Regions from separate parts of the Homo sapiens genome. Here region 2 is linked to region 1. The links are chromatin loops, found by intact Hi-C in ENCODE. Cell type or tissue: endothelial cell of umbilical vein. All regions are shown on one strand. Links, peaks and the distances in the headings refer to the core of each region. The heading gives the core; the rest is flanking DNA.

The links. Peaks named below come from ENCODE experiments on the same cell type or tissue, not always from the same donor. Only the 100,000 strongest peaks of a DNase experiment are listed, where the experiment ranks them.
Region 2: it touches region 1 in a loop (2.3-fold over the local background); 2 of 110 quality-filtered maps call a loop at or near these places.

Annotation. Positions count from the first base shown.
Region 1 is chr9:109,106,885-109,114,056 of GRCh38, forward strand. It overlaps TMEM245 (transmembrane protein 245), which reads right to left. Exons shown (of 18, transcript NM_032012.4): 2 at 1,569-1,686. Among named protein-coding and RNA genes, the nearest start is that of TMEM245, 9.5 kb to the right of the region's middle. In endothelial cell of umbilical vein, for the core only: no CTCF peak of the experiment used is centred there; DNase peaks (open chromatin) are centred at 1,727 and 3,917; H3K27ac peaks cover 2,773 bases.
Region 2 is chr9:108,991,704-108,998,875 of GRCh38, forward strand. CTNNAL1 (catenin alpha like 1) reads right to left here. Exons shown (of 19, transcript NM_003798.4): 3 at 929-1,116. LOC105376216 (a long non-coding RNA gene) reads left to right here. Exons shown (of 7, transcript XR_007061724.1): 2 at 134-247; 3 at 706-920. It also overlaps the pseudogene RNA5-8SP3. Among named protein-coding and RNA genes, the nearest start is that of CTNNAL1, 18 kb to the right of the region's middle. In endothelial cell of umbilical vein, for the core only: no CTCF peak of the experiment used is centred there; DNase peaks (open chromatin) are centred at 3,208 and 5,378; H3K27ac peaks cover 1,268 bases.

The sequences.
Region 1 (7,172 bases), core at 1,322-6,321:
GTATACCAAAGGTCTAAAACCATCCCGAACTCAAACCATCTACTTCACCCCAGAATGACCAGAATTAGGCATAGATCTCAAAGCCATAAAGTCTGCCTTGGTTTCTTGAAAATACCACCGGGCGTGAACTTTCTCTCCCAAGAAAGAGAATGGCCCAAAAGAGCACAGCAAAACCATCAATGTCTCCTCCTCAGTGTATAATGCAAAAATGTTTACAAGTTGGCTGGGCGCAGTGGCTCACACCTGTAATCCCAGCACTTTGGGGGGCTGAGGCAGGTGGCTAATTTGAGGTCAGGAGTTCGAGACCAGCCTGGCCAGCATGGTGAAATCCCATCTCCACTAAAAATAAAAATAAAAAAAAAAAATTAGCCAGGCGTGGTGGTACATGCCTGTAATCCCAGCTACTTGGGGGGCTGAGACAGGAGAATTGCTTGAACCCAGGAGGTGGAGGCTGCAGTGAGCCAAGATCACACCACTGCACTCCAGCCTGGGCGATGGAGTGAGACTCTGTCTCAAAAAAAAAAAAAAAAAAAGTTCACAAGTCACCAAGAAACAGGTCCCTACCCATAACCATTTCCCTGAGTCCACCTAGAACCTCATAAAACATCCCTGCCTGCCTGCCTCCCTCCTCTGCCTTCCCTGAGTTCAAAATGAGTCATATCTGACATACGGGTTCTTGCAGATAAATTCCTCTATCATTCCAACTCAACAAAGCTAGAGAATAATGCTTTGTTTGACATCAAACGAAGACAGAGACATAGCTGTTTTTTATTTTATTTTTAACAATAAGTAGTAGCTCTAGAAACTACTTTAAGGCTATCTGCTGCTCTGGGTTACTGAATTGTGTTGTTAAATTAGAACTTAGTGTTTCCATTGGCTCAAACTTGGGAGATGAAAGTCTCAACCATAAGTACCACGCTGAAAAATCAACATCTGAGCAGCCACCCAGCTAACATAACAGGGAACCCATTACTCTGAGCAGCTCTGACATGAATCATCCTTATGTGGAAAAGAGATTTGTCTCTCTGAAGCTAACTCACAACTCTGACATCTCTCCCTCATGGTTACAGAGATCTGTTTAAAGCACTCTTTCACAGGACAGTCCTTCAAATATTAGAAATAGGCTTTCATGTCTTATATCCTCCTTACCTCTATCTCCTTCCCACCCTAGAGCCCCAGTTCCCTCCTCTTATCCAGAGTAAACATCTCTAGTTCCTTTAACTGGTTCTCACACATGTCTCTGAGCACCTCTTATCGTTGACTGCTTATCTATATCTTCCCCTAAGTATGACACTCAGAAATGATATGAGAATCCAAGGGTGCTCTACTTTTTAAGATGTATTGACTTTTAAAAGGACCTTTTGGAAAATGAACATAATTAAAGACATTTTAAAGCACATCATTTTCATTAAAATTTAATGAAAGATTAAAGCATAACATTTTCTAAAGATTAAGAATGTTAAATGCAACATATGACACTACAAAAAATTCACTTTCATTCACACAGTCAGCCTCTGCTGACCTTAGGCTAGACTTAAAAAAAAAAAAAAAAAAAAGAAGGAACCCACCTAAATGAAAAAGCAATATAATCCAGACAGGAATTGAAACTGCTCTCAAGTAGCGTTCAGTGCTTGCATTCCACTTGAATGAAACAGTCAACACATAGCCAACCACCAACGTCCAGATCTTAAATAAATGAAAGACACAGCTGTAAAATCTATACACGTGAAAATGAACATACAATTATACAAAATCTGTAAGTGTCTATACAGCAGGAATGCTCTGGACATAGCACAGAAAAGATGAAGGTTGATGGTGTCAAAGAAACGTACCTAGGTTCTCCTCGTTTGGAGAACCTAAGTTTTGAAATACTAGGCATTTGAAATCTCATGTAGTAATATTAAATAGTTGTTTAACAAAAGATACATAGTTCAAAACCCATCTTATACACAAAAATGCTTGAGATAAAATATTCAAAGCATAAACCATGGATTTAAATTAAGAATCTAATCTTATGGAATTCCTACAGTTTTCTCTGTTGATCAATGTTTAGAAAAGAAACGGAAAGAAAAGAAAAAAACAAGAAAAGGAAAGCTTTCCAAAAAGAATCAGGTTAAAAGATTCTATTTCAGCTTATAAAATATGCTTGTTACTGGGGAAATAACTCTGTAAAAGTAAGAAAGCAGCCAGCTGAAGTGTGACCCTGCTGAAATAATCTAGGCAACAAATGATTAGAACCTAATCCAGAGTTATGATGCACCAGCTGAAGAAGTGTGCCTGAAAAAAATATTATTAGAGGAACAAACAGCAGGACTTCAGAACAGAAGAATCAGCCAGGATACCCTCTTCAGTTCTTCCTACACTAAAGTTAAATGACCCTAGAGCTTAAGACGCATCAAAAGAAACCAGCGTAGCCTACACAGAAACTCATATTTTAATAGAACATTTATAAAACACAGAGGGAATACATAATCCAGAACACATCTGAGCACAAAGACCTTAATTAACATAAGACCAAGAAGCTAAAAGTCAAGTATGACATGAACCTTGCCAAAAAAAAAAGCAAATTAAGACAAAAAGAAACTTCGAGCTATATAATTCAGAGCATGAAGAAAAAAGAACTGATGGGATTACTAAAAAAGACAGAAAAAAACTATCTCCTACGTTATTTTGGTCAAATCTATCAATACAAATAATCTTCGCATCTTAAAAATGTTTATAGCTTCTAACCTCAGAATTCAACTTTCAGACTTTATCCTTACTAAATAATGATAAATTTTGAAAAAGTTTTAAATATAAAGAAGCTCATCAGAGTATGATTCAGAACAGTGAAAAAAGTGATTACCTAAAAGGTCAACAACTGGGAAATGATTACGATTCACTCAATAAAATGTTATGCAACCATTAAAATCACTTCTTAAAAACAAAGACTATATAGTTTAAAAACTCACAATATCATATTAAGTTAGAAGTAAAATACAAAAAATACTTGTGCTGTGATTACATCTACTATATGGTGGGAGGAAAAGAAAATGTACTAAGAAGTTAGTGGCTGTATTTGGGTGGTAAAATTTTGTTTTTCCTTTCACTTTTTTCTGTATTTTCCAGACTGCCTTTAATAAGCACTAATTCTTTTATAATAAAAAGGACATTAAAATATTTCTTCAAGTAACTCTATCAGATGAAATATTAAAGAGCTTTGAAGCTCAAAAATATGAGGACATGGGAAGTGAGACTACAGCTGCTTCAAAAAGTCCAGTCTTGCTGGACCAGACCAATTAACCCTGGGAATTCAAAGAATTTGAGATCTGATTGCAGAGCATAGAAAAAAATCTGAGTACAATAATAGTACACTTATATAACACTCCTATGTGCCAGGCCCTATTCTAATGCTTTATGTATACTAACTCATTTGATCCTCATAACCCCACAAAATAATATTATTATGATCCTCATTTTACACATGAAAGAAACCCAGATTTCAGAGAAGTGACTTGCCCAAGGCCACAGCCAATAAATGACAGAGGCAGGATTAGAACCCAGGAATCTGGCTCCAGAGTGCACTTTTCTAATCTTAAGGAGAAAGAAGCATGGTGCTAGAATACTAAAGATAAGCAAAAGCTGCTCAGATTTTCACAAGGGAAAATAAAAACAGTCAATTTAGACAACTACAACTTGTTGAAATTAAAAAAAAATCCACAGTAAATGGATAGTCTTCAGAGGTACGTCAGTTAGCCCCACCCTATTAAACATTACGTCAGTCACTTAGATGAAAGACTAGAGGCACAATAACAGAAAAAACTGATTTTACACAAATCAGTTATACAAAACTGAGTTGTCAATAAATATTGAGATAATCTATCATGATTCAAAAAGATATCCTGAAGCCAGAACAATGGGCTAATCCAAACAAGATTAAACTATATGAAAAGAAATGCAAAGTTCTGCTTCGAGATTCAAAACTCAACTGTACAAGTATGGAATGGAAAGAGAACATCTGAACCACTTTTCAGTTCAGTATGAGTCAGCCTATGACTAGTAGAAGCACTTATTTCTAAAAGTACAATACTCGTATCAGGGAAAGTGATTGTTTCAATTAATTTTGCGCTACCAAACCACACAACAAAATTCAGCCTGGGAAAGGAAATAGAAATCACAACATGATAATATAAATGTAGCTAGGGGAAAAAGAAAAAAAAAGTTTTGCTCAGAAAAGAGAAGGAAATATCAAGATTTTGTAGCTATCTTCAAATAATTTTTAAAATGTCATCTGGGAGAGGCATAAGACTTGATTTTCTGTGGTTCTGAGAGCAGAAATACGTGGGAATTAGGAAATAACACAGCTCAGTAAAAGGACAGGTTTTTCCAATAAACTATAGCTATCTACAAATGGAATAATCATTACTAAAAGTGTTTGAGCAAACGTTGAACAGAGATGACAAAGTAAGTACTACCCTTAGTAAGAAGCTGAACTGGAGGTCACAATTTATACAGTACCTCCAAGAAGTTTTTGTTTCTTATCTGTATGCATAAGGAATTAGTATCATTTGCAAGGAGAGAAAAAATAAGAGACTGCATACTTCAGATTTTTTAAGAGAAATTTATTGTCTAACAAGAAGCATGTATTTTCATCTATCAACCTGAAACTCACAGATTACCTCATTCCAGTTTAAAATAACCATTTTAAAATATACTCCCCAATTCTACTTTTAGGAGTGTTTTACAGAAGCACACTGTGCAGACACATATAAAAATATTCACTTGCCATTTACAATATAAAAAATTGAGAACTTAAATATCATTTTATAGTGAACTGTTTAAATAATGCTATCTCCAAAAATTGAGTAATTAGTCAGACTTTCAACAGTATGATGAACATCAATATACAGTGCTACAGTGTCAATTTATTCGTGTGTAAATTTATAATGGTGAAAATATACTCAACAAAAAATGTTTTAAAATATTATCTCTAGATGGCAGATTTCAAGGAGTAATCTGCTTCTTTATGTTTTATTACAGGTGCTCAATTTTCTACTAAGGTTATGTAGTATCTTTATAAACAGAAAAAGAAGTATTTTTAACCTTTAGGAAATTCTTTTGGCTTCTGGATTTTTTCCAGTATTTTGAAGTGTTTCCTCAGAAAAGATTCGCAGAAGTAATATTAGTTCAAGAGGTAAGGCCATTTATAAAAACACTTTAGAGTTTATATTAAGCCCATTATGATTATACAATTACCAATGGTTAAAAATGTTTATCAAAGTATTCTAATACAAATTCAGAGCTAAGAAAATCTGTTGAAAACATTTTCTAAAAGGCATGGTGGGGGAGGGGGAGAAAAAAGATTTATACTGTAGCAGTATTAAAAAGAAAAAAGTGGCCAGGGCAGTGGCTCACACCTGTAATCCTTGCACTTTGGGAGGCTGAGGCGGGCAGATCACATGAAGTCAGGAGTTCGAGACCAGCCTGGCCAATGTGGTGAAACCCCTTCTCTACTAAAAATACAAAAATTAACCAGGTATGGTAGCATGTGCCTGTAATCCCAGCTACTTGGGAGGCTGAGGCAGGAGAATCGCTTGAACCCAGGAGGTGGAGGTTACAGTGAGCCGAGATTGCACCATTGCACTCCAGCCTGGGCAGCAAGAGCAAAACTCCATCTCAAAAAAAAAAAAAAGAAAGACGTATATCTCTAAGTGCTAATAAGGAAAGATGGCCACAGTACAATGATAAATGAAAAGAGCAAGGTACAGAGCTATATGTATGTTATCTCATCTTTGTTTTAAAAAACAAAAAACAAAAACCTTCTACTTTATATGTTCACATGGACAAAGAAATGAATTTAGGAGCCTTTACATCAAGCAGTTAATAGTAACATCTGAATAGTGGGAATAGTGGTAGAGAAAAGGGATAATTCGGCCGGGCGCGGTGGCTCATGCCTGTAATCCCAGCACTTTGGGAGACCAAGATGGGCAGATCATGAGGTCAGGAGTTCAAGACTAGCCTAGCCAACATGGTGAAACCCCGTCTCTACTAAAAATACAAAAATTAGCTGGGCATGGTGGCAGATGCCTGTAGTCCCAGCCACTCGGGAGGCTGAGGCAGGAGAATTGCTTGAACCCGGGAGGCAGAGGTTGCAGTGAGCCAAGATCGAGCCACTGCACTCCAGCCTGAGTGACAGAGCAAGGCTCCATCTCAGCGGGGCCAGGGGCAGGGCGGGGGAAGGAAAGGGATAATTCACTTTTACCATACAAACTTCTGTTCTGCTTATGTTTTTTCAAATGTAACAAGCATATTTTACTTGGGTCAACATTTTGAATCACTAAATATCCTTTAAAATAACAAAAATAAGGATTTGTACATGCATGTTTCACACACAATTTCTAGTCTAGGACCTCTTAGGAGTTTTTTAATTCTTAAATCTTCACTAACACGGAAACATGAGGTTAACAAGTCAACTTTATATATGTTTAGCCTCTGAGCAAACCTATTCAAGTGTGAATTTTATTCCAGGCATTAAATCAATGAGCCACAGTTACAGATAAGAGGGCATATTTTTCCAAACTTATGTTCTCCAAAACAACATGTCCTTTTCAAAATATACATTCCATAGTCGTTTTTATAGCACCAATGTGCTAGACACTACATAAGACTGCATAAAATTTGGCAACATTTACTTAGCACTTCAAGTAAAGGGAACTAATAGGCAATCACATTTTCCTTTCATTTCACACGATTATCCACATATACTTTTCTGGTTAAAAAACATATTAAATGTAGAAAACATTAAGTAGAGACTCTGCCTTTTCAACCATCTTTGTTTCATTTATTGTCATCTGGGTATTAACTGGAAAAACAACTTGGTTGCTTCTGTTACATATTTTTGCAGAACAGTTTCCCAAGCTTTTTTTAGAGAGAATAAAACTACAGGAAGGGTGCAGTGGCTCACACCTATAATCCCAGCACTTTGGGAGGCCAAGGCAGGGGAATCACCTGAGGTTAGGAGTTTGAGACCAGTCTGGCCAACATGGTGGAACCCCGTCTCTACTAAAAACACAAAAAATTAGCCGGGCATGGTGGCAGGCTACTCGGGAGGCTGAGGCAGGAGAATCACTTGAACCCGGGAGGCAGAGGTTGCGGTGAGCCGAGAACGCGCCATTGCACTCCAGCCTGGGCAA
Region 2 (7,172 bases), core at 950-5,949, 120 kb before region 1:
TTGTTTGTATTTCTCCAGCGCTGCCAGATCCACCTCTCCAATTTCTGATTCATTCAACACTTATCAAGTGGTTTTATCCTCAAATCCTCTAGGACAACTCCTTCCCTGGCCAACTGCTCTCCTCTTTGCCTAGGGAATTATCCAAAGCAAGAAGTGATCGTACATACCCTGGATTCCCAGATGATCATGGAGCATGACCATCATCTGAGAGATTAACTTCTGGACTGGAAGAGTTTAAATCTGTTCTGTAAGTTTTGAGATTATTCAGTAACATTTAGGGACTCTGAGTACAGAAATTTTGTAGTTGTGGATAATTATCATTTCCACTGATTTAACTGTGTCTTAAGTTATATATTGTTAGTCTCTGATTTGGGAGGGAAAAAAAGTACAGAAGAATTCAGTATTTTTATCAACTAGGTTTCTGCTACATACATTATCATAGTGCTCACCTTTTCTTTCCAAATGTTGTACACATTTAAAGCTTTTACCAATAAGCCTTAACAAGTGGATAATGATTCTCTAAGAGGAGACATTACTTGCATTCAAAAGTTTAGGCACAGCATACCCATCATTTAAGAATTGCACATATAGAAGAAACACTACTTTTAAACTACAGACAGAGTTATAAACAATTATAATAGACAAGCATTGCCAAATTACTTACAATTAACCTAAAAAGAACTTTTCTTTTTTTTTTTTTTTAAGCAACGCTCAGACATGCATAGCCCCGGGAGGAACCCAGGGCCACAAGTGCATTCAACGTACAGATGATCAGTGTGTCAATGTATCCTGCATTGCACATTAATTCCCACAGCTAGCTGCATTCTTCATCGACACACAAGCCAAGCAATCCACCACTAAGAGTCATAAAAAGCACTTTGAACAACACAGAAAGACAAAAATACAGCAACATCAGAAAGGTAAGTACCTTATTTCTTGATGTTATTATCTGTTTAATGACTACTCGGTCTGCCAGCAACAACACTTTTGTCACTGAAGAAAGAAGTAATCTTGCAGCCTTTATCACTCCTGTTTTGTCTGTAAAAATTGTGATCTGCCCATCAGATTCCAGATGGTTCAAGTTGGTTATGTCTGTAAGTGCTGCAATTGTTTCTCCTAACAAGAAAGACGAGGGGAGAAAGTTAAACAGGCATACAAATTAAAATCTAGACTTCTCTCTAACCTTGAAGGTAAGGCACAATGAGGAGAAACTCAGCTTTGGAGTCTTACTTCAGGAACAAGAAACGGTTTCACCTTGACGATTGTAGGGATTATCATACGAAGCTTTCTAACCAGAAAATAATAGCACACTCTTAAGAACTGTGACAAATTTTGCCCTCACCCAGTTTGAAAAACATCATAATTTTTGTTTCCAGTGGTAATGCAAACTACACAATCTAAAAGCCTCCTGCCCTACAAGACAGTAAGAGAAATCCCATGAGTCAAAAACCAAAGAATACCCTAAAACCCGAGCAGTAAGCAGGTGCCAAGGCTTGGGCTGGGGCGAGGCCGGGGAGAAGTCAGGGGTCACTGCCAATCTCCACAAGCTGAACGGCCTTGGGTTTTCACCCTTGGGTTTTCACGGATCCTCAGAGAGAGAAAAAAGACAGGGCTTTAGGCCCCAAGGGATGACATCTTCAATATAATGGGGGCCCGGAAAGAACTGTCAATAGGCAAAAAGAAACAATAAGGAAGTTTGTCTGTCAGTCAGCCTGGACTTTGGGTGGGGAAAGTAAACAAAACAAAAGCCTCCCTCCTGAGAATTCAAACCACAGGCTGGCCCTCATTTAGGCTACAGTTTGAATTTATATAAACTTCTTATGATGCCCAGCATAAACCATTCTATTAATTGAACTCCCAACCCTCTAGAAAAATTATCTTCTTCACTGTTGCTATCAAAACTTTTGATTTCTGTAATGGTAATTATCTACTAATAAAACAATCCAAGTATTCTTGTATTATAATACAAGGCTACAATATTCTTCAAACCTCCATACTGTTAAAAAGATTTTTAAAATAATAAACCTTTAACCAACTTATAGTGTTCAAGATCATTTTTTAAAGTCCTAAATATACCTGTGTGCCTAATGGATTGATTTTCTTACAAAAGCCCTCCTGTCAATTCTATTACATACACACAATAATGTGTCAGCTCATAGGCTAAGGATCTTGAGTAAAAAGTACTGGAATCTTAATGGAGAGGCCACAGGGTGAAGTATAAGTCAAGGTTTGGAAAGATCAGTCTGGCAGGCACAGTGGCTCACACCTGTAATCCTAGCACTTTAGGAGGCCGAGGCGGGTGGATCACCTGAGGTCAGGAGTTCAAGACAAGCCTGGCCAACATGGCGAAACTCGGTCTCTACTAAAAAAATACAAAAATTAGCCAGGTGTGGTGGCAGGGGCCTGTAATCCCAGCTACTCAGGAGGCTGAGGCAGAGAATCGCTTGGACCTGGGAAGCGGAGGTTGCAGTCAGCTGAGATGGCGCCACTGCACTTCAGCCTGGGTGACAGAGTGAGACTTGGTCTCAAAAAAAAAAAAGAAAGATCAGTCTAGTAGGAGTACATAAAATAGAATGGAAAGGAAAGACTTAGAGCCAGGCTATTGTATCAATTGTGGGTGTGAAATAGTAGGGACCTTACTAGTATAGTAGCCATAGGAACATTAAGAAGATGATTTGGGAAACATTAAGAAAACACAAAATTAGTACCTGACCAATGATAAGAAGGAAAGAACGAGTAAAAAAATGGCCTCAAAGTTGTAAACCTAAGTTGCTTAAAGAAAATCGAAGGGCATTGGAAGAGAGATGATAATTTTACTGTCAGACAACAGGAGTTTGAAATAACACAGGAATACACCAAAGATAAGTCGCAAGACATGGACTGGTAATGCAGACTTGGATGTCTTGTGTATAATGACAATAGCTGAAGCTCTACAGATAGAGGAATTCTGTGGTAGCCAGCCTTCAAGATCGCTCCCCATGATCCCCACCTACTGTTATTGACAACCTTGTGCTGTCTGTCCCCTCCCACATCATACCAGGGTTGGTATGGTGGAAGTGGTGGTATGTCACTCCCAAGCTTAGGTTCTAAAATAACTGAGGCAGCTGTCTGGGTTGCTCTCTCTCTCTGAGAGAAGCCAGTTGCCATGTCATAAGCAGCCCTTACTACACAGATAACTACGTGGAGAGGAAGTGAGGCCTCCAGCCAACAGCCAGCAAGGAAGTGAAGCCTGCCAACAACCATGAGAGGGAGGCTGGAAGCAGACCTGCAGTGCACTCAAGCTTCCAGGTAACAGAGGCCTGGTCAACACACTGACCGCTACCTCATGAGACACACTGACCCTGAGCCACCCAGTGAAGCCACTCCCTGATTGGTGCCCTCTCAAAAACTGACATAGTAAATGTTTGTGGTTTTAAGTTGCTAAGTTTGGGTTAATTTGTTACACAGAAATAGGTAGCTAATACAGAGTTTTCATAGCAAAGAACAGAGAACAAAAGTGCTTAGAATTAACCTTAAGGCATACAGAAAGGGCAGGAGGAAAAGTATCAGTTTGCATCCTATCATTAATAGCTAAAAGGATAAAAATGTTTCCTCTGATCCTCTGGAAAATGTTAATTTTTTTCTACACCTCTCAACCACAAAGGATACGACATATAAGCCTGCACATATGGCATTATTCAACCTTTCCTTTTTCTGACTAGACCCCAGGCATTTAACTCATAAGTACGTGGGACAGTAACATTTGGTTGGCTCCACCAACATGGGCAAATGCTTTCTTAACATTATAAAGTTGTTCAAAGTGTAAACTGTTCAGAAATCAGTTCCCTAAAAAAGTAACAAAGCTGTCTTACAGCTTCACAGGTATCATTTTTAATTTATTATATGTCATTACTAGTGCTGTGCCTTAATAGGAAAACCCAAGGTCAATCAAACACAAATATTTGTTGAACTTCCATATAAAACATAAATATAAACCTTGCCTGGTAGCCAAGTAAAAAGCAACAATACAATGTAAGAGTTCAACACAGGGAAGTAAGAATAAAAATTAATTATAATAATAACAACTAATATTTATTGAGCACTTACTATGTGTGAAATGATAGATGCATTATATCAAAACACCTCTATAAACCCTAACAGTCTCATTTTATAGATGAGAACACTGAGGTTTAGAAATGTTTAATAGATTGCCCAATATACCCTGCTTGCAAGTAGAAGCACTAGGATTAAAGTCTAGGCAATCTGACCCTAAGACTTTAGTGTTTTTTTTTTTGAGACAGGGTCTCTCTCTGTCATCTCCCAGGCTGGAGTGCAGTGGCACCATCACTGCTCACTGCAACCTCAACCTCCTTGGGCTCAAAAAATCCTCCCATCTCAGCCTCCCAAGTAGCTGGGACTGGAGGCACGCACCACCACACCTGGCTATTTTTTTTTCTTATGTTTTGTAGAGACAGGGACTCATTATGTTGCCCAGGTTGGTCTCAAACACAGCTCAAGCGATCCACCCGCCTTGGCCTCCAAGTGTTGGGATTACAGGTGTGAGCAACTGCACCCAGCCAGCTCCAGTTTTTTATCTACTACTTTATATTAGTTCCCTCAAATGAACACTGTTGACAAACAAAGAAAATGATTCGTAGGGGTTGAGTGGGCTAGAAACATTACAGGAGTGATTTAATGAAGTCTTAAATTTGTATGTGTTAAGAGAAAAAAAGGCTTCTATATTTTACAACTCCAGAAGGCATCATTCTCATACTCTTACCTGAGTGACACTAGGAGGAAGATGACATGTGGAGCCCATGAAACCTGACAGCTTCCAAAATACTCCGTTTATGGAGCTGCCTGGGCGTATGGTACTCATGTCAGTGTACCACGTCCTCCTCTCTCACCTTACACTGGGCACAATGACATGCTACAAAGCCAACAAGGAGCACAGGACTCAGGTTGTCCTTTTGTTTAAAAATACTGTACTCCTGCTTTAATCAACGGTTGTTAGAAGAAACAGTCATTTTTTTATTTCTTTTTTTTTTTAACCACAAAGCTTTCTTGCAAAATGAAACAGTAATATGAAGACCATCTCTACATTTTCTGTTGAATTGTCCATTATGTAATGTCTGTTTCATAAGCACCCACACAATAATTTAGTGTCAGGAAAAAAAGTCTCTCCTCTTACAAGCTGGTTTGCTTCCTTTCAACAAACAATGAGATTATATAACCCTTTGTTTCCCACATTTTGTCTTGCCTTCCAGGAAGTACAAAGATAAATTTCATGCTTAATTAAAATAATAATGTTTGCCAAAGTTTCTGGTTTATTTATTTTCACATCCTATTTTAATAAGTTTATTGAACATGTCTTTTATTGTAAGTGCTTTCACATCCTTTTCTAAAGTAGGAAAAATATAAATTATGAATAGAATAAGGATATCCCCCCCTGCTTCCCACATAAAACCTATTCTCTGTCCCAGTGAATGGCTAGAAATCCAAAAGTCAACCCAGGGTCTTCCCTTTCCTTTAGTTAACAATCTACTTTTACCTATTCAACCACCTTAATGAGTATTTTGTGCACTCTTCCTGCTCTTTACAGCCCTATTACACTGACTTGGCCTAGCTGGTTTTACCACAAAAGCTTCCCTATTAATCTCCCTGCCTTCAGTCTCAACCTTCTCTCAGGCTGTCCTCATTCGTTCACTTCCTCCACACCATCAGAAAGACTTCTATCTAACATAAAAGATCTGTGAAATGTTCTTGTTTTGAAAAAACAAAACAAAACAAAATAACACAAAACAATATGTCTTTCATCTGGCTCAAAATTTCTCAATGACTCCTAGTATGGAATAATAGTTGAAATCATCCACATAACATACAGGACCGTGTATGATCTTGTCCACCCCTCTACATTTACTTGGTTTTATCGCAATCACTCTCCTCCTGCTGATGACCTGCTCCTCCCTCAGAGTTCCTCATCTCAGTAGATGGCACCACCATTTGCCTAGCTGTTCATATCCCAAATCTTGGAGTTATCCCTGGCTCTTCTATCACATCCAAACCATCAGCCAATCCTATCAGCTCCACCCTGGCAATATATTGAAACAAAGCCACCTTTCACCACCTCAAATGCTATGGTCTAGTCTAAGTCACCATCATCTATCACCTGGACCACTGTGACAACCTCCTAACTGGTTTCTCTGAATTCATCCTCACACCCCCTAAAATGTATTTTCTATACAGGAGCCACCAGTTACCCTTTTAAAAATACAAATGAGAACATGTCACTGCCCAGCACAAAATCTCCCACTAATCCCTCATTCCACTTAGAACATAGTCCAAAATTCCCCCAAGTATCCACATAGCTCAGGCCTTCATTCCATTGCAGTCTCTGCTGTAATGTTCCTTCCTTAGCAGGTCTTCCTAATTCCCTATCCCAGGAGTTCTCAACTGGGGGCCATTTTTACCCCTCACGGGACATTTGGCAATGTCTAGAGCTATTTCTGGTTGTCCCATGGAAGGAGAGGGGACCTTCCAGCATCTAGTAGGTAGAAGCTAGTGATGCTGATAAACATCCTACAATGTACAGGTCAACCTCCCACAACAGAGAAGTATCCAACCCAAGATGTCAGTAGCACCAAAGTTAAAAAACCCTGCCCTCTCTAAAACAGCACCTTCATTGTTCTCCTAACTCTTACCTTGCTTTTTTTTTTTTTTACATGGTAACGATCACCACCTGACATTACATATATATTCATTTATGATCTGTCTCCCTCAGCAGAATGCAAGGCCCAAGATGGCAGATTTTGGACTGATTTGTCCATGCCTATCTCCCTATGGCCTAAAAGAATGCCTGGTATATCACCAGCATTCAGTGAATATTTATTGAAAAAATTAATGGATAAATGATACTTCAACAAAGCTGCAGTCCTCAAAACACTCTAGGTTCTCAAAGGCTTCTGTGCTACCATCTATAGAGAACTGTGAACCATCATGAAGTTTGAAGTCACTATGATTTGTTTGCTGTAGAATACTAATGGATACTAATGCTTATTTCCATTTCCTATGTCATGGAAAGTAGACTAATATGTTCTTAGAGAATAGAGGCCACAGCTCCCACTTCTCTATCTCTCTCACATCTCAATGGCTGATGAGGATGGCCGATCACTAACTCTGACCAGTGAAGGAGT